Regions from separate parts of the Homo sapiens genome. Here region 2 is linked to region 1. The links are chromatin contacts, found by Hi-C or POLR2A ChIA-PET in ENCODE. All regions are on one chromosome and are shown on one strand. Each heading gives the region's core, a stretch centred on a gene start or an enhancer-like site at or near the end of the contact. The rest is flanking DNA. Distances are from core to core; before and after follow the strand shown. Region 1 has its middle 47 kb from the start of PALMD. Region 2 has its middle 79 kb from the start of PALMD.

The links. Hi-C counts contacts between places; a loop is a spot of excess contacts on that map. ChIA-PET counts read pairs that join two places held with the same protein, here RNA polymerase II (POLR2A).
Region 2: a map of HepG2 shows a loop between it and region 1 (2.7-fold over the local background). The contact joins two enhancer-like sites. A Hi-C loop is called at or near these places in 1 of 168 maps with a recorded cell type or tissue (HepG2). POLR2A ChIA-PET finds 5 or more read pairs at or near these places in 1 of 52 experiments (OCI-LY7).

What each region holds. Positions count from the first base shown.
Region 1 is chr1:99,595,944-99,602,946 of GRCh38, forward strand. No RefSeq gene overlaps it. Among named protein-coding and RNA genes, the nearest start is that of PALMD, 47 kb to the right of the region's middle. RefSeq lists a silencer at 4,850-5,144. Within about 2 kb of position 3,970, at least 4 of the 41 ENCODE cell types and tissues checked have a DNase peak (open chromatin) inside an H3K27ac peak, as active enhancers do.
Region 2 is chr1:99,563,650-99,570,652 of GRCh38, forward strand. No RefSeq gene overlaps it. Among named protein-coding and RNA genes, the nearest start is that of PALMD, 79 kb to the right of the region's middle. Within about 2 kb of position 2,427, at least 2 of the 41 ENCODE cell types and tissues checked have a DNase peak (open chromatin) inside an H3K27ac peak, as active enhancers do.

The DNA of each region.
Region 1 (7,003 bases), core at 2,720-5,219:
CTTTTAACCACATTTTTGTCTAAGTATTTGTCTTGTTCACTGATACACTGTCAGTACCTTCTTTTTTTTTTTTTTTTTTTTTTTTTTTTTTTTTTTTTTTTTTTTTGAGACAGAGGCTTTATCTGTTGCCCAGGCTGGAGGGCAGTAGAGCGGTCACAGTTCACGGCAGTCTTGATCTCCCAGGATCAAGCAATCCTCCCACCTCAGCCTCCCGAGTAGCTGGGACTACAGATGTAGTCCACACCCAGCTAATTTTTGTATTTTTTGTAGAATCAAATTTTTGCATGGGTTTCACCAGGAAGCTGGCTTCATAAAAGGCTTCAGATTCAGGAGGGGAAGATGGCACAGCAATCTGTGTTGTGTGGACTAATGACCAGGGACCAGGTGGGCATGAGGACGCCTGGTCTCAAATGCTTGAACTCAAGTTCAAGCTCACCTTGGCCTCCCAAAGTGGTGGGATTACAGGCATGAGCCATCATGCCCGGCCATGTTCTTGATAAATAGAAAATGCTCAATATGTGTATTAGTCCATTTGCATGCTGTATATAAAGACATACCCAAGACTGGGTAATTTATAAAGGAAAAAGATTTAATTGACTCAGAGTTCCACATAGCTGGGGAGGCCTCACAATCATGGCAGAAGATGAAAGAAGAACAAAGGGATGTCTTACATGGCAGCTGGCAAAAAGAGAATGAGAGCCAAGCAAAAAGGATTTCCCCTTGTAAAACCATCAGATCTCGTGAGACTTATTCACTACCATGAGAACAGTATGGGAGAAACCATCCCAGTGATGCAATTATCTCCCACTGAGTCCCTCCCACAGCACATGGGAATTATGGGAGCTACAACTGAAGATGAGATTTGGGTGGGCACACAGCCAAACCATATCAGTACATAATTATTAAGTTGAATACCCACCTCTATGCAATTATGAAAGACTTTGGGTCTTTTAGTTTAGCTCTGTCCTATTTCTCCTTTTACTTGGCGCATAATAAGTGCTTGGTAAAAAATAACATTGGCTGACCCAATGGAACCTAGTGAACCTTAAAGAGTTGTCAGCATTTGACAACTGTAAAGCTCTGAGAATCAAAATCTTGGCCTTGAAGTTGCAACCTGAGACTCTTTGGAACTCAAGGCATCACAGAAGTTTTTGAAGAATTCAGCATAATTCCAGACATCCCTGTCCAGAACATCACCCTCTTCCTCCACCTGAAACCACAGATGAGATAAATCTTCATAGCCAGATTAGTTGGGAAGGAAGAGCTGGAGAGGAGGCAGTGGCAATGGCATGTCCTTCAGAAGAAGAACTGTTCTCTTCCCTCCCTGAGTTGAGTCCCCTGTGATGGTGGAATTCACAGAAACCCAGATTGGTTTGGTAGATTCAAGAGCAAAGAGTATCTTCACACTCTGGAGGAGGGATATCCTGCAGAGGTATCAAGAGCTAAAATGCTTCTGTCACCAACTTAGTAAAGTAATAGTGGAGAAGAGATAGTTCTGTGGAGTGCTTAAGCAAAAGGAACTGGCAGAATTCTCTGTGTCCCAAAGAAGTGTAAGAAGAGCTAAATGTTGCCTTTGTACCCAGAAGGTGCATCCAAGTAATGAAGGGAGCTGGCCACATAAAAGCATCAGATTCAGGATGGGAAGATGTCAGAGCAATCTGTGTTGTGTGGACCGATGGTCAGGAAGCAGACAGGCCTAAGGATTCCTGGCAGATGCCCGCATGTCCAGACCAGGAATTCACTCCACTGCACTTGACCTCTTGCCTCCAAAATATCCCCCAAATTTAGATTTCAAATCAAGAATTAGAAGGAGACCAAAAAAACCAAACACCGCATGTTCTCACTTATAGGTGGGAATTGAACAATGAGAACACATGGACACAGGAAGGGGAACATCACACTCTGGGGACTGTTGTGGGGTGGGGGGAGGGGGGAGGGATAGCATTAGGAGATATACCTAATGCTAAATGACGAGTTAATGGGTGCAGCGCACCAGCATGGCACATGTATACATATGTAACTAACCTGCACATTGTGCACATGTACCCTAAAACTTAAAGTATAATAATAATAAAATAAAATAAAATAAAAAAAGAATTAGAAGGAGTAAAATACTAACTGATAGAGATTAAGTTTTCCAACTCCTGGTGGAAATATCACTTAAAATTTTTATCATCAGACAGAAAATAAACAAAATTAATTTTTTTCACACATGAGTTCTGGGCCAAAATTTACGTCAACTGTAAGAAGTTGAACCAAGCAGTCTACTAATACGTAAATACTCAATGAAATAACTTTCAAAAGTGCCAATTTAAAAAGTAGAATTGTCCTACTTTTTAAGGACTGCACAAGAAAGTCTATCAAGAAGGAAAAAAAGAAGAGAAGAAAAAAATACTGATTATTTTAACATTTTAATATTAAATTAATTGATTAACACTATTATATTTAATATTGGCAAAAACCACAATTACACCTGCACCAACCTAATATAATGGAAATTATAAATATGTGGAAATTTTGACACCAATGAATGTGAATCATTTTTAGTTCTTCTGGAATAGAGAATGTCAACATTGCCTTAGAAGTAAATACAAAGTGTCACTGCAAGCCTTCCTTCTTTCATTTATTCCTTCAACAGATTTTATTGCATAACTAGTACATCAAGAACCAAATAAGCACATAGAATAACCTGGCATCCAAAAGCAATATAGGAATCAGAACTCAAGACTAAGGAAAAAACTTTAAAAAACCATAACAGGACCATGCATAATCTATTATTTATTACCATAATACCTTATTAACATGTATTGAGTACCTACTAAGTGCCAAGCACTGTGCTAAATATATTTGTGTATTATAGAAAGACATGCTAATCCTCAGATCACTTCAGCAAATGAAATTGTTTCAGCTTTGGACAACTCACACTCCCTTACATGACTTCATATTCTCCTGTTTCTCCCTTATCAACAGGATGAAGAACATGGCTTGTTAAACAGCTCCCTCTACTATATATCAAACCTGGTGCCAAATTGATACCAGGGGTTGATCCAAATTCCTTTAACCTGGGACAGTTCACTAGCATTGTAGCCAGATTCAAAAAGGCTGGACTCCATCTAGATCACAATTTGTTCAGGAACACCTGAATTATGCGTTTCCTTCCCAAGTACACACACCCCTACCCTCTCATCAACACTCACAGTCCTAGAAATGTGCAATATCCCACATAAACTGAAGAATATGGTTTTTCTGAGGCCCCTGGACCCTGTCCAGCTGGCAGAGGGACATCATGAGAGAGCTCCTGAACCCATATGAGTCTGTTCATCACTGATACCAGTACTGATACCTTGGTTTTACTTACAGTGAAAGTCAAATGAGATCATCTATGTGATAGGCTTTTTAAACATGCTATACAATACCATACAAATGTTCAACCTCATAAAGTACTTTCATACTAAGCTCCGCTGGGCCAGGCTGGTACCTGACTCAGGACTGAAGTGACCCCCAACTTTTATTGAGTTGAATTTGACCTTATCTACTAATCTGTGTCTCCTCACTAGACTCCAAATGATGGGAAATTAAGGAAGTAGTACACATCATTTATAATGGCTTATAACTGTGGGAAGCAATGTTTTTTTTGCACAAGGGCCAATCCGGGAAAAAAGAAAATTTATGTAGGCTGCAAAAAATTATTAAAGAAATGAAGACATTTTCTACAGGCCATACAACCATCAGTTCTGAGCAGCAGCTGGAATTTGCACATCTCACTTAAGGCAATATTTACTGATGGGTGCTCAGGAAAGAAAGATGAATGAGATGAGCCTTCCATCCTCCACAGTCAGCCTTCATGGCTCTAAAGTTTTCATTCTTCTTGGGTGAATCATGCTCCTAGGAATGATACCATCACTGCTAGTTTCCTGGAATGGCCAGCCTCCCAGGCCGGTTGGAGGCCAGGCAGCTGCACAAGTCTCTTGTGGTTCCCGATATCAGGGGGTCACACTGGGTCAAGGCCTGGCTCTGCCACACAGAGTCCTCCACTCTGAAGACTGCACCTCTGGTTGCCAAAATGACAACCTGCAATTCTTTAAAGTCACTTCCATGGTTACTCGAAAGACCTCCCTCCCCAATTCCTTTTCTTTGTATTAGTTGAAAAGCAGTGCTTACGCTGGTTTGAGGCGTAAAACTACAGGGCCTCTTGCTCAGGTTGCTGGTAGCTTCTAAGTGGACTAAAGTTTTTAAGTCCAAACACACAGGATCTTAATGTAAAACCCAGCACCAAGGTAAACTATTCTTGCTGTATTGATGCTGCTGTCATGTTAGAAGGAAACATGGCACAGACCACAGAAAAAGCTTGGCATCATCATTACTTACCTATATAATGGAGACAAAGTCCTTTGGTAACCTCTGTTATCACAATATTTGGATCTATATTGCCAAAATGAAGACCCTTAGCAATCTTCAGTGGCTTGGGGGAGTTCAATTTACCTAAGGAATAAAATTAGGTTAAAAAAATCTTAAAAAAAAAAAAAGAGTCTCAGACAGCCAAATCATTGGAGACCAACAGAGATGCATTAAGGATTGAGATCTGAAAAAGACTGCAGGAGTCTTTCTATCAAGAAAGAGTGACCATAGAGAAAAGACCATAGAAGAAAACAGTGACCATAGAGAAAAGATCAATCCAGCCCTACAGCTCCGAAGAAGACAAGTGGCGTATCCTGAGGGGAAAATGTAAAGGGGATTGAGAAACTTGTAATAAAAATGACTGAATTGGGAGATGTCAAGGAGAGGGGAAGACAGAGAAAAGAAACTGAGCTTTTTCTCCGCTGAGAAAGTGCACAATTTTTCGGAGAGCCCAAAACTCCATGAGAAAAAGGTTCTTCTTATTGTTTGCTCTTTCCTCTCACAGCAGCCTAGCTGGAAAGCAAAGTCAGCTGGAAAAACACAATGCAACCTTCTGTTCAAGGGAAAGTGGAGGAAAAAGAAGTCCAAGGTTGCCTCCTTCTTACCCACTCTTGAGGCACATTTTTATCCCATTGTTGGACTCTGCGTTTTCCCAGGGGTTGCCATGGCATCAAAGAGACAAATGCCTTGCTCCTGTTTTAAAGCTGAATTCCCTAGCAAACAAAATTGTTTCCATTTGAGGATATTCTCACCCTCACACGAAACCAGAACTGCTTTCAAAACAATGTGTCTTTTTAAAATATGGATGAAATGTATTGCATTCTTCTGGTAATAGAAGAAACATATTTTTATTTTTAAAATGCATAAAAACATTTGAAAAACGAAATGCAATTGCCCTATAGATCTTCACCTACAGGTGGTCATGGCTCACATTTTGGCATATTTATTTCAGGTCTTTCATCTATAAATGTATATGTATTTTGTATTATACACTGCAAAATTGCAGCCCAATTACATATGCAATTATGCATGCTCCTATTTCTTCACTTGATATCCCATAGACACACTCTTCGGAAGCAGGGCTATAAAATCCAGAGATGCTCTTTATAGAGCTTTAACATTTTGCTCATTTGCATCTTGCATATTCTTATGAAAAGAAGAATTTAATAAGACAGCAGTTTGGCCTTTATGTCCCCATGAATCTAAACGTTTGAGAGAAGTTAGCAGCAGGGAAGCATGGGTTAACTGTGTTAGAAAATGTTTGCAAAGAAAGGCCTTTGCTCTCCATTAATTTATGCTATGAAAGAGAGAACACAGATAGTTTCATATATTATCCTGGGACTATATAAAGAAAAGAAACTGAGAAGTTAACTATAAAATGTCATGATTTTTCTTTCAATAGTTACATGTTCTTTAAAATTATAAGCATATTTTACAATTAGTAATTCATTAGCCCATTCATCCTTGCAAAACAGGTCAAGGTTAGTAGGAAACTGGACTCTGATGGGTGTAAAAACATGCATGAAGATAGTGTGCTATAGTGGAAATGTTTCTAGTTTCACATCAAACTAAAGTGGTTTCTAAACTAAGCCCTGCAATTAACACATGTGCGACCTTTGACATGTTACTAAAGTTCCCTAACTCTCAATTTCCTTATCTCTAATAATTTAGATTGAAAAAATGTCCAGCCACACGGTTGCACTGAGAATTAAATGAGAAGAAATATGAAAAAAAAAAAAAAAGGCCAGGTGCAGTGGTTCACGCCTGTGATCCCAGCACTTGGGAGGCCAAGGTGGGAGGATTGCTTGAGGCCAGGAATTTGAGACCAGCCTGAGCAACATGCAAGACCCTATCTCTATCTTTTTAAAATAAAAATTTTAAATTTAAAAAATGTAAAAATATGAAAAAAGCCTTACTCAATGCCTGACACATAGTAGGTGCTCGGCAAATATTTGTACTCTTCTTTCAATGGCAACCTGAGCTAGAACTTAAATTCTATCCTAGCATTACACCATTTCTATAAACAATGATGTTTGCAGTGTTCATTATCCAAGTGGCTAGTGATTCTATGTTGTTTTTTAGCTCCACATTAACAAACGTTCTTGGTAAACACTGCCTCCAGTCTCCTCTTAGTAAAAGTTATGTGATGTAAAGTTTTCTAATGAAATTTAAGAGTCAGGAAGAATAGGAATGTTCACATTTCCAATAGGTTCCCTTTTCTGAATTCCCATCACAGTAGAGGAAACAAGTTAATTTGTGTACCATCAAAACCCAAAGAAAATAAAAGACTTCCCCTGTTTGCTGTTAAGAATTTCCTTAACTATTCTACCAGGGCTTCCAGAATCAAGATTAAAAAGAAAAAGAAAAAAATTATGTCTCTGCACATTTCATATCAATGGAAGGATGTTGAAACTGTGCTGGTAAACAGAGTAAGGAAGCAAAAGCCTTGTTAGAACCTAATTGTTTTCTAATTAACCAGACTGGAAGTGGATGTTTTCAGGGTTTGCTCAACAGACTTTTGAAGATTATGAGATTAAATTAGACCAAGTATTTACAAAAGCTCCTGAAAATATATAGCAGACACCAAAAACATTCTTGTTAATAT
Region 2 (7,003 bases), core at 1,177-3,676, 34 kb before region 1:
AAGAAGACATTTACTCAGCCAAAAAACACATGAAAAAATGCTCATCATCACTAGCCATCAGAGAAACGCAAATCAAAACCACAATGAGATACCATCTCACACCGGTTAGAATGGCAATCATTAAAAAGTCAGGAAACAACAGGTGCTGGAGAGGATGTGGAGAAATAGGAACACTTTTACACTGTTGGTGGGACTGTAAACAAGTCCAACCATTGTGGAAGTCAGTGTGGCGATTCCTCAGGGATCTAGAACTAGAAATACCATTTGACCCAGCCATCCCATTACTGGGTATACACCCAAAGGATTATAAATCATGCTGCTATAAAGACACATGCACACGTATGTTTATTGCAGCACTATTCACAATAGCAAAGACTTGGAACCAACCTAAATGTCCAACAATGATAGACTGGATTAAGAAAATGTGGCATACATACACCATGGAATACTATGCAGCCATAAAAAATGATGAGTTCATGTCCTTTGTAGGGACATGGATGAAACTGGAAACCATCATTCTCAGCAAACTATTGCAAGGACAAAAAACCAAACACCGCGTGTTCTCACTCATAGGTGGGAATTGAACAATGAGAACACATGGACACAGAAAGGGGAACATCACACTCCGGGGACTGTTGTGGGGTGTGGGGAGGGGGGAGGGATAGCATTAGGAGATTAGGAGATATACCTAATGCTAAATGATGAGTTAGTGGGTGCAACACACCAACATGGCACATGTATACATATGTAACAAACCTGCACGTTGTGCACATGTACCCTAAAACTTAAAGTATAATAATAATAAAATAAAATAATAAATAAATAAATAAAATCCAGAATTTCTGGGGTTTTCTCAAAAAAAAAAAGAAAAAAGAAAAGAAATCTATCCAGCAATTTTGAAAGCCTTTTTGACTACAGGAACAAACTAGTTCTGGTAAAATACACCACATTTTGGGTTAGGATTCCAAAGATTGAGCCTTAGGAATAAAGATAAACCAGAAGTGGTTCAATCTTTGCAGAGGCTAAAGTATGGCTTCATATTGTATCAATTTCTATAATTAGAATGAGATAATCTGGGATTACTGGTATCCCTAGCCAAAAGAAAACATACAATTAATAAGGTCTAGGATGACACTATCTGGTGCTTCAAATTAATTTTATAGTTTTTCATATACATTGTTTAGCACAATCAAGAATAACCCAACAATGTATTTTAAAACCAAGAAAAATAAGAGACAACAGTTCTAGAGCTACAGGGCACCTAGGTTATGAAATTTTTATACACAGACTTTAAGCATTTAATAATATGTCCAAAGATACAAGAAAAACATACACTAAGAACTTTAACTAAGAAAAAAGAAACTATAAAATAAAACCAAACAGATTTTCTGGACATGAACAGTATAATAATTGATACTAAAAATTCAATGAATGAGTCTAAAATTAGATCATACATAGCTAAGGAGAAAATTAGTGAACTGGAAGCAAAATTGGAATAAATAATCAAAATGAAGCATGAAGAGATTAAAGTATGCAAAATACAGAATAGAAAGTAAGAGATACAGGAGATACCATGAAGTCTAACTTTGAAATCCCAGAAGAAAAGCAAAAAGTGAATGAGGCAGAAAGAAGGAATTTTAAAGTTATAGAGAAAGCCTCTTTCAAAGGAATTAAAATCAGCTGGCTTTAGCAATACTTTCTGCAACAATCCATGTCAGAAGAAAATAAAATGACAGAATTCTCAGTCATGGCCCAAGAATTGTATAAGCAACTTAACTGCCATTTTCCTAAATTCAGAAGCAAACTGTGAAAGTTATTCTCTTTTAACTAAAAGAAATGAGCATTGAAGTGCATGATAATTATATTAATATGTTTTACATTTTAGTGATAAAATGGTTTTAATATGTTATTATGCTCTTCTGGACTTTAAATAACTTTTCACATATTATATATATATATATATTTTACTTTAGTACTTGTGAATATGAAGTTTATTAGCCTATAAAAATCCAAAGCAAAAAGTATCCTACAATTGCTTTAGGTAAGGTTTAAAATATACCTTAAGTTTCAAAGAACAAGACAGCAAATATTTGACATAGTCCTCAGTTAAATATTCTTAACAAAATAAATGTGACCAAGAGGTAGCTGAACTCCAGGGAATTTTTGCCTAGTGATGTGACACTGAGTAATCAACTGAAGATAAAATCAATGCCCAGGGAAATTTTTAGTTGTAAAAGCTAATTTTTAATAATAAAATATGTTCAAATTTCATAAAGTTTCTCTCCCAAAAGCTGCTGACAAAAATTTTGCAATCCCTGGGCACTACAGAAAGATGTCTCATGTGAGAGCCAATTAACGTAAGGTGTATTTGGATTCTGTTTGATATAGCATGAGATGAGCTTGATCAGACTAGTATTTAGCAGTGTGTGCTTTTGAAGTTGAGGGAAATTTGTTTATAAATTGCTTAACTCATTTAGCAATGAATATCTCTGGCATACTACCAGGTACCAAAGTTATCTGAAAAGATTCATTTACTTCTAAAGGTGAATCATTTACTACTCACTCTCTAGTTGGGTGAGGTCAGTATTGGTAAAACTTTTCCAATATTGTCTTAATAATATTCATTTCCCAGACTCATAGGAGGGAAAATGTACTCGGTACACACAGCTTCTGGATAATTGTGCTCTATTATATCAAGCTTGATGAGTTGGCTCAAAAAACAATATACATATGAAATTTCTTCACAATTCCAACACCTTGTAAAGGCCACTGGATTCCACATCCCTACAGGATTGACTTGAAGATCATTTCAAGAAGGGGGTCCTTTTAGATCATGTGGTAATGCTGTCGTTGTACAGAAAATAAAATTTAATGCTGAAATAATTATAGAGGCAACTCCATAATAGCAGTGATTTAGAAAATTATTCTCTTTAGGAAATTGAAATATTTTTTGAAAGCCTCATTGAAATCAAAGAGAAAAGGAAATAGAACTCTGAGCAGAGAAAAAGCAAATATCAAACCTACAGAGCATACAGAGCATAGTTCATGTGTGAGTACTAGCAGAAAAGAGGTCAACAACACTAAAACTAGAATCCAAAACAGGGTTCACCAGTCAGAACAAAAGTCAGACTAAGAAAGATAAGCAGCCCAGTCCAGAGTCATTCCACAGATAAGCATGAAACTATTAGATGAACAAGGATATTGGGCAATCTATCTCATGTATGAAAGGAGAACTGACCAATAGCTTTGGACTTTGTATGATGCCGATGTGGGTCAATATCACTCTGCTCTCACCAATCAAGGGGCTTTATCTGGCACTTACACACTGGCAGGACAACGTTTTCAATGTAAGTTCAGTGATTTTAGGTGTAGCCAAATCTTCCCTTTAATGCAAAGCCTTCTTAGTTGACAAACTCATTTGATCTGAATAGATTTTCAAAGATCAAAACATAGGATGAGCAAATAAAATAAACATAGGATCCAAATAAATATGTCAACCTATGGATTAAACAGTAGAATGGAGGGGAGGGAGTAAGAATCAGTGAACTGAAAGGTAGAATACTCGAAATTATTCTACCTGAAGACAGAAAATAGGATGAAAAAATAAAGAGACCAATTGGATTATAACAGGTCTAACACATCACCGGTGTTCTGGAAAAAAAAAAAGAGAGAGAAACAAAACAGGGTTTAAAAAGTATTCAATAAAATAATGGATGAAAACTTCTCAAATTTGACAAAAGGCATAAACCTACAAAGTCAACAGCTGGGAAAACCCCAAACAAGATCAACCTAAGAAAATTTACTCCAAGATACATTGTAATCAAACTTGTGAAAACTAAAGAAAATATATATATATATATATTGGAAGCAGGGAGGAAAATGACATATTATGTATAGACAAGAAACAATTTGAATGACAGTGGATTTCTCATCAGAAACCACAGAGGCAGAATAAAGTGGCACAATTTTCAAGTACTGAAAATAAAGAAATATCAACCTAGATCCTATATCTGGAGAAGATATCCTTCAGAAATGAAGAGCAAATCCATACATTCTCAGGTGAAAAAAAAAAACTAAGAGAATTTGTCATTAACAGATATATACTGTAAAAAAAATAGATTAAATTATCTAAACAGACAGAAACTGATTTTTTGTTTTGTTTTTTTTTTTAAAGAGCCTTGGAACATCAGGAAGAAAGAACATGGTAAACAAAAATATGGTGAATACAATATTTTCCTTCTCCTCTTGAGCTTTCAAAATTATGTTTGGTGATAGATGCAAAAATGTGATGTGGCTCTAAATGCAGGTAGAGAAAAAATTTCAGACAATTTTATTGTAAGTAAGTGAGGGAAATATATATAAAAGAAGGCAATGTTTCTCAATGCCACTCAAATTAGTAAAATTATGAAACCAATAGACTATGATAAGTTATGTATAAGTAATGTAATACCTAGAACAATTGTGAAAAAAGCTATTCAGAAACACTATAAACAAAATAAAATAGAACTAATAGAAACCTTCCAGTAACTCATAGGAAGGTAGGAAAATTAAAAAAAAAAACAGAGGGAACAACAGAAAACAAAACAAAAAAATGATATGCTTATGTCTTACATATCAGTAAGTACACTAAATAAAAATGGTCCAAATCTACAAATTAAAAAATAGAGGGTGAAAGAATAGACTGGCAGAGTATATGACCCAACTATTCACTGTCCACAAAAATTCACTTTAAGTAAAACAATATAGGCAGGTTAAAAGGAAAAGGATGGAAAAAAACACCTAATAAAATAGGCTTTAAAAAAAGAGAAAATTATTAGAGATAAAGAGGCCCATTATAAAATGATAAAAGGGTTAATCCACCAAAAATACATAGCATTATTAAAGTGTATGTGTCAAACAACAGAGATGCAAAATACGTGGGGAAAAAAACAATAGAACTGAAAGAATAAACCCACAATTTTAGTTGTTTTCTTCAACAACTAACTCTCGACAATTGATAGAACAACTACACAGTTAATCAGCAAAGATAAGGAACTCAGCAACACTATCAACGAACAGGATATAATCAACTTTTATAAAACAGTTCACCCAATAATAGTAGAATACACATTTGGTCAAGTGAGCACAGAACACATACCGGGATAAACTATATCCTGAACCATAAAAGAAATATCAACAAATTTTTTAAAATTGAAATCATACAGAATGTGTTCTCCAACCACAAATAACTAAAATTACAAATCAATAAGAGAAAGATAGCAGAAAAATGTCCAAGTTTGGAGACCAGACCACAGTAACCCATTGATAAAAGAGGAAGTCTCAAGGGAAATTAAAAAATATATTGAACTGAATGAAATGAAAATACAATATATCAAAATTTCTGGAACACACTAAAGCAGTGCTGAGAGATAACTTTAGAGCACAAAATTCATGCATTACAAAAAAAAGAAAAGTTTCAATTCAACAATCTAAGCTCCCACTTCAAGAACAAAAAAAGAAGAGCAAACTGAATCAACAGCAAGGAAAATGAAAGAAATAATAAAGGTAAGAACAGAAATCATTGAAATTAAATACAGAAAAATGAATGAAACAAAGAGCTGTTTTTCAAAGATCAATTAAATTGACAACCTTTTGCAAGACTGAAAAAGTAAAAAAGATAAAAGACATAAATTACCAATACCAGAAATGAAAAAGAGAATATCACTATGGACCCTACAAATAACAAAAGAAAAATGAGGAAATGCTATAAGTTACTTTACACACATAAATTTGAGAAAGGAGATGAAATGGGCCAGTGTCTTAAGCTTTCACAATGAACCTCATATGAAATAGATAATTTAAATGTGCTTGTAAGTATCAAGGAAATTGAATTTATAATTTTTAAACTTCCAAGAAAGAAATCTCCAGGTCCAGGTAATTTCAATAGAGAATTCTTCCAAACTTGATGAACTCCACTTTTACACATTCTCTTTTAGAAAATTAAAGAGGGAAGAAGCTAATATTTTGTGATGTTAATATTACCTTGATACAAATACCTGATAAAGTTAGTCAGACAAACAAACAAACAAAACTACAGACCGATATCCACCATGAACATAGACACACATAATTTATTGCATATTTCAAAATAGCTAGAAAAAGAGAATTGTTAATGTTCCCAAAACAAACAAAAGATACATGTTTGAGGTGATGGCTATCCCAGTTACCCTGATTTAATCATTACACATTGTACACATGTATCAAAATATCACATGGACCCCAAAAAGTATGTACAACTATGATATGTCAACTTAAATTTTTTTTTAAAGTTAGCAAAGCTTAGAGATTTTTTTAACAGTTGCTCATCTGAATCGGCATGACCCCTAAAGTTTAACTCTAAAAAAGTCAATATAGCCCTGGTGTGGTGGCTCATTCCTGTAATCCCAGCACTTTGGAAGGCCAAGGCAGTGGATCATTTGAGGTCAGGAGTTCGAGACCAGCCTGGCCAACATAGTGAAACCCCCATCTCTACTAAAAAGAAAAAATTTACATAGCCAGGTGTGGTGGCAGGGTCTGTAATTTCAGCTACTAGGGAGGCTGAGGCAGGAGAATCATTTGAACCTGGGAGGTGGAGGTTGCAGTGACCCATGCACCACTGCACTCCAGCCTGGGGGACAGAGCGAGCCTCTGTCTCAAAAAAAAAAAAAAAAGTCAATATGATAAACATATATTTGTTTCACAAATTTTATTTTTAACCACACTCAAGATTAAATATGCAAAAGACCTTTTAAAGACAAGTTAAAGACCAAGAGCAAATATTTGCAAACCACATGTTCAACAAAGGACTACTATTTAGTAACTAGAATATATAAAAAATTTTCAAACCCCAACAGAAAAAAAAATCCAATTAATAAGTAGGCAAAAGACATGAAGAGACATTTCACTGGAGAAGATATACAGATGGCAAATAAGCACATGAAAAGATGTTTGACATCATTAACCGTTAGAGAAATGCAAATTAAAA